2 separate regions of the Mus musculus genome follow, and region 1 is linked to region 2. Evidence: chromatin contacts called from ENCODE POLR2A ChIA-PET data. All regions are on one chromosome and are shown on one strand. Each heading gives the region's core, a stretch centred on a gene start or an enhancer-like site at or near the end of the contact. The rest is flanking DNA. Distances are from core to core; before and after follow the strand shown.

Region 1 (3,042 bases), core at 533-3,032, 110 kb after region 2:
ATCTGTCATGCCTTAGGGACGGGGTGGGGGACAAAGACTTGTGAAGCAGGCAAGAAGGGTGAGGAACTCGAAGCCATTCTCCTCTCACAATGGAAGGCAGGATGGAAGCGGCCCAGCTTTCTGGCTTTTTGCCACCAGGTCATGAGGAAACTACATGACCAAATGATCCAATGGCCAAGGCATGATCCCCTCCAGACCCCACCCTAGGCCTGTATAGGCAGGTACCAGTAAATGTTAAAAGAATGAAGTTACTCCTTGCTCATCCTTCACCTACCAAGCTAGAGACAGGAAAAGGCCCGTGCCATTAAGAGTCTGTTCTTGAAGGCAGAGAACAGAAGAGTGACCTTCTTCTACCCCCTAAGACCTGGGTCAGTCTCAAACAGTCCAGTAATCTCTCCCTTAAATCAGGTGGAAAGATCTCACGGAAAAAGTAATTCTAGTTAAACATTTACAGCTCCCTGGGGCAATGCCACCGCTGCAGCTAGTGCCAGGGAGCTTTCCAGCGTGAAGTGCCATATGTCTCTCTGCCCCCACACACTAGCTTGGCTTCGGGAGACATGACTCATTTTATTACTTTAACTTGACCCTATCTTTCCCACTTTAAGGTTCCAACGCTGCAGTTAAGCCACACCCTCCCCCTTAAGAGTCGGGGCCCCTGGGAGGTGAAGGGGTAAACCACAAAGTTTGGGTAAAGGCAAGGTTGCATACCTCTCAAACAAGGAAATAAAAAGGGCTGAGTAACTGGACAAACTGCACGTGAAGTGAGCAATCCCCCCCTTGGCAGCGGCCAAATGCATAGTCTCTGGCTTCTTGGGCTCAATCACACAGTCCGACGTTAGTGTGCCAGTGATGCTGTAAGACCACCAGGCATCATTCAACATATACAGGGGATCCAGCAGTTTGAAGATGGTCCATACAGTTAGGGTCCCGAAGCTCGCTCTCTCTCAAGAGCACGGGCTCGGGCAGCTTTGGCTTCATCTTCCAGCTCATCAAGGAAACGCTCTTGGGCCACCGAGTAGAAGGTGTAACCATCTGACGGAGTGGGTTCAGGAAACCACAAAGCACATGGGCATTCCTTTCGTCTAGCCACCCTTGCTGTTTTCCCAAATTAATGATTTTGGATTGCCACCCTTTTGCTCCTTTTGAACCCTTAACCAATTGTTATTACTAAGCCAATACGCGCTGCGTATATATAGTAAGATTAGGCATGAACCTCATTTGCCCGCACATTAAAAGCTACACGTCTTGTTCCCTTTTCCCTAACCCCATATGCGGTATAGCCAGGACGGATACAAATAGCTAACACCAGGGCCCCGATGCCCAGGCCGGTCATGATGTTCCGGGTCCGCCGCTGTGGCAGTGTTTTCTGCCACTGGGCAAGTTGCACCTGCCGCATAAACTGCAACTGCGCTGGGGTCAATTTCTCCCGCGACGGGTCGATGCGCTGAGCGAATGGAGCATTTCCATTCTTAGCATTCAGAGGGTCACCAGCTCCAGGGGCCGCCATGTTGCTGCTCCGCCCTAAGCCGTCAAGCCCGGAACTCGCCAGGAATTGTAGTCTTTGACTTCAGCAAGGAACTCTGGGAGCTGTAGTCCACGTGGAGTTTTCTGGGTAGAGGCAGGGTCTCTCCGCCCTAGAGGAGGGACAGGAAAGGTGAAAAGCGCCCTGCTTTCTGATTGGCTGAGCTCTCTGTGTCAGTTGGGGCGCGAAAAGCTGTTGACCGTTCGAAGCCGTGGTGGACATTATGTTTTTTCTCAGATTCGAAGCGAGGGCAAACATATAGAAAGGGAAGGAAGAATCCAAGGTGTGGCAGAAGATTCTGGAAATAAGCTAAGGAGGCCAGTTTATGGATCCCGTAAACTGTCCAAGTACTCCGAAAGACTTATGAATATGGAAGGACCCTTGAGGCCCAGGCTGGTGAACTGTAGTGACTTTCAGTTCGGAGTGGTTACCACAGAGACTATCGAAAACGCCCTGCTTCACTTGGCCCAGCAGAACGAGCAAGCCGTGAAGGAGGCTGCGGGACGGACGGGCAGCTTCAGGGAGACCCGGATCGTGGGTGTGGATGCAGAGTGGGGAGTCAGGTTTACGGGAGGCAGGGGAGCGTTGATCTTTGTTTTTCACTCAAATATTTTGCTAGTACTCTTGTTGTGCGAGGTCGTGGGGCTTATAAGCGATGAACGAGGCTTACTAGCACTCTTTTTTTTATTTCTTAACCCCCACTTCCCTGCACCACTCCCCACGTGCCTTTTTTTATTTTTATTTTTAAAGACAAAGTCTCACTGTGGAGTCATGACCTGGAACACTCTCTGTAGCTTAGGCTGGCCTGGAATTGACAGATGTTCTGACTCCCAGATGCTGGGATTAAAAGCACACGGCATCATGGGGAGTCCCCCCCCTTTTAAAATTAATGTATGTCTGTATGAGGGTATCCAATCACCTGAAACTGAGGTTATAGACAGCTGTGAGCTGCCATATGGGTGCTGGGAATTGAACCCTGGTCCTCTAGAAGGGTAGCCAGTGCTTCTAACTGCTTGAGCCATCTCTCCACCACCAGCCCCCTTTACTCTTCTTTCCATAAACGTGTTTAGAGTGCTTATCATTTACATTGCCTGGTATAGAAAGAGGGAACTGCAATCTAGCCATTGCTCTCAAACTATGTAGTCTTTAGGTGGGAATTGTTAACATATGAGCAAGTGGATACAAATAACGGTTAGAGTGATTGACACAGAGAATACAAGCTACTATGAGAATTTAAAGGAGTGGTAAGATGAGGTCCAGGGATTGAATGATACCATGAATAAAACTTGGGAAAACAAGAGGGAGGCTGGGAGCGGAGGGTTTAGTTGTCCAGGTTGACCAGAGCATATGGAGAAGCAATAGAGAGTAAGGCCAGGAAAGTAGTTTGGAGACATTCCAAGCAGAGGTCTGAATGTCTGTCAGGGGAGAGAACTTTATACTTGTTTTAGCAGGAAAAAAGAAGAATTGAGAATTATAGGCAGTTGTGAGCCACCTGATGTGGGTGCTGGGAATTGAACCCA
Region 2 (3,149 bases), core at 311-2,810:
CCCTCCTCCTCCCCTCTATATTTATCTGCCCTCTGCCTCGCCAGGTGCTGGCGCCTGCACTGGCTGCGGTGCCGCCCGCCCCACCCAGGAATGGAGCCACCGGACTTGCTGGGGACCCCTGAGCGGGGTTGGGGGGAAATGGGAGCTGGACCCAGGCCACAGCACACAGAAGCCTGGTTGCCTCTGGTGGGTAAGGACGTGAGAGAGGTCTCCTCGAAAGATGGAGGTCTTACACACCAACTGTGCCTGAGTGTCTCTCTCCCAAAGGAGATTTGATTAAAAAAAATTTTCAGCCACCAAGTCACCCTCACCCATTCCCTCTGGTTTCCCAGGAACCTCACCAGAGAAGGCAGAGAGTTCTGTCTTAAGTGGCGGAATAATGAGAAGTCCTCAAAGGGCCATCGTCCCGAGCCTTTTCTTTGTGGGGTCCCTGATGCAGACCCCAATTCTAGGATGTCTTTTTGCCCTCGCCCAGGATACTGCGGTGGGAGCTCCCGCATCTGGCCCCAGTGCTCTTGAACTGAGAGCAGAGCGAACCCAGGCGTTCCAGCCGCCCAGCCGGCCTCGCCACATTCCTTGGCTCTGGCGGAGGCGGAAGGAGACGGGATGGGACGCGGGCCCGGCAGGGAAGGGAGAGGCAGGGCCAGGTTGGGCCACGCGTGACGCCTCCTCTGCCTCAGGGCCCCCAGCAGGTGGACAGCGCCTTGTGTGCAGCGCGAAGCCCACAGGCGCATCCCTAGTAGGGCTACTTGCCCCTGGAGCTCCCGGGGCTCTGGCCCTCAGACAAGAATCTCCCCCACATTTGCAGTTGGCCAAGAGGACTGCGTTTGGCCCAAGTATGGAGCAGGCTCAGGCGTGACGGCCGGTTGTAGTGAGAAAGATTGAACTCGGTTCTAAATCCCTGTAGACTTACCCTCCCGCCGCCCGCTGGACTCGGGGTCCTTAGCTCAAAGGTCTCGTCGTCCTCGTCTTCGTCCCCGTCCCCGCTAAGCTCGCCGTCCCCGTAGTCCCGGTGCAGAAGAGTGAAGCCTCGACGGCAGCAGAGAAGCCACCACAATCCCCCGGGGAGAGGCATCCGGGCGAGCAGCCTGGGAATGGGGGCGCAGGCAGTGTTGCCTGAGCAGCAGGGAATCTGAGAAACTGGAGGTACTCCGACCCGAACTGGGTAGAGAAGAGGTGTGACGAGAGGAAAGAAGGGGGCCGGAAGGAGGCAGTGTCCAGCGCTGAGGTGCAAAAGGACTATCACCAGAGCCCGCTGGGGGCTCGCTGTCTGGGCCCGGGCAGAGGAGGGGGGAGATAGCGTCCAGGGCCGGGGGAAGGGAGCCGGGAGCAATGTCCGGAGCTGGGAAGTAGTGTTCGTTGTAGTGTCCAGCTCTGTAGGAGCAGTGTCTGGTGCAGCAATCGTGGTGGGCGGTTGTCCAAGCTCCAAGGAGGGTGGTGTCCGGTAGGGCGTCCGGTGGCCGGGGCCCGGGCGGCGCGCGCTGCGCTCCCTGCAGCCCCGGGACTGGCGCGTTGGGGGCGCGGGCAGAGTTCCCAGACCCCGCCTCCCTCTCTGCCCCCCCTCCTTCCCTCCGCCTTCCCTGTTCTTTTTCTCCTCCCTTCTTCACAGGGTAGGGTCTACGTTGCGTCACAGCCTCCTCTGCCCAATCATTGTTCCTGGCGCCGGTCAGGGAGACCAATCCCAAGCTTGAAACCGCGGCGGGTTGCATCATGTGTCTCTGGCTGAGTGACAGTAGGGAGGGGCGGGGGGGGGGGGGACTGGGGAGGGAGCTTCTGAGGTCGGACACGGGGTGTCTGTGGCGTCACGTAGGACCGCCTTCGTGCTCTTGTTTTAACTCTTGGCTCACCAAGCAGCAAATTAAAAAACCCTTTTCGAAGGTCTGGAAAAGGAAGGGCATAAAGCTGGAAGGAAGCTAGGCTATTGACCTGTGATTACCTGTCACATCTTGGAATCCCTACAAAGAGCCTTACTACCTTCAAGGCATTCCACACCTGCGTGTGAGAGAGTTAGCTAGCTGCAAAGGCAGCTCCATCCTTGGAGTTAAAAGGGTCCAGATTTAGATCTTAGCCACCTCCACTTTTGAGATGAAAAAGCTGAGAAAGGAACTCCTGGAAGCCTCAGACAAAGATCTGAAATAAAAGTGAATTTACAGGGCATTGAACTGGAATGGGGAGAGTGGTTTGGCATGCTCGGGGATTCTGTGGTTTAAGAAAATCAATAGATCAGAGGCCTCTCAGGGCGACTATGCTGCATTTCTGAACAAGAAGGGGTTAACAAGGGCGCTAAAGAATACAGGGCGGGGTTCGCGCTACAGCTTAGACAGTGGGAGCGCGCACATACTCGAGCGCGTTGCTGACTCAGCGGCGATTCCCGCGGTTACGGGCGGAGGGTTCCAGGTCCGCTCCGGTGGGTAGTGTGCGCCTCTTGGAGGATCTGCGCAGTTTTCGAGCTTCTCCTCGTTTCTGACTCCAAGAGGCCAAATTTTTAAGTCTTTTACACCGCCAGAGGCTCTAGGACACACGACTAGCCGGGCTGGGCTAGGCTAGGCTGGACGAAGTGCAGACTTCAGGCCAACGCCTCCCTAGGGACGCCACGCCCTTTTTGCCCCTAGACTCCAGGCTGGAGCGGTGGTCTGACTTTGCTGACCGAATTCTAAACTGGGAAGAACTGTCTCATTGGAGCACAATCCTGGCAGTTGTGCAAAGCAAGGACCAGAAATCAATGCACCATCTCTAGAAGCCATCCTTATGGTACTTCCAGATTGAAGTGGTGTATGCTGAGATTTCTGAGGGCCAGACCACAACTATAACCTCCCTTCCTCTTCAAGATCCTAGACACTTGCCTGCTGGAGAGTTCTGTCTGATATCTAACCTCCCCTTTCCTGGCAAGCTATGCTCATTTCCTTTGGCTTGATCCCCGAGGGGAAATAATCAGAGTGGGCAAGCGCCCCACACTCTGAGCTCAGGCCCAGTAACACCTCTCGGAAAATTTGCAAATTGCAATCCCCCTCATTCATATATATATATATATATATATATATATATATATATATATATATCCTAGGTAGAAAAGTCCACCTTGACATTTTTCTATTTCTTCTTAGGCAGGATATTGTTATTATTATTGATCTTCCTGTCTCAACCTCTGG

The links. ChIA-PET counts read pairs that join two places held with the same protein, here RNA polymerase II (POLR2A).
Region 1: POLR2A ChIA-PET joins it to region 2 with 20 read pairs in Patski. The contact joins the promoter of Cntd1 here to the promoter of Plekhh3 in region 2. POLR2A ChIA-PET finds 5 or more read pairs at or near these places in 3 of 5 experiments (Patski and embryonic stem cell).

What each region holds. Positions count from the first base shown.
Region 1 is chr11:101,277,421-101,280,462 of GRCm38, forward strand. Cntd1 (cyclin N-terminal domain containing 1) reads left to right here and starts at 1,783. Exons shown (of 7, transcript NM_026562.2): 1 at 1,783-2,060. The coding sequence starts at 1,886. Coa3 (cytochrome C oxidase assembly factor 3) reads right to left here and starts at 1,528. Exons shown (of 2, transcript NM_026618.2): 1 at 1,294-1,528; 2 at 550-1,032. The coding sequence starts at 1,507. The coding sequence ends at 920.
Region 2 is chr11:101,169,812-101,172,960 of GRCm38, forward strand. Plekhh3 (pleckstrin homology domain containing, family H (with MyTH4 domain) member 3) reads right to left here and starts at 1,561. Exons shown (of 13, transcript NM_001346769.1): 1 at 914-1,561. The coding sequence starts at 1,075.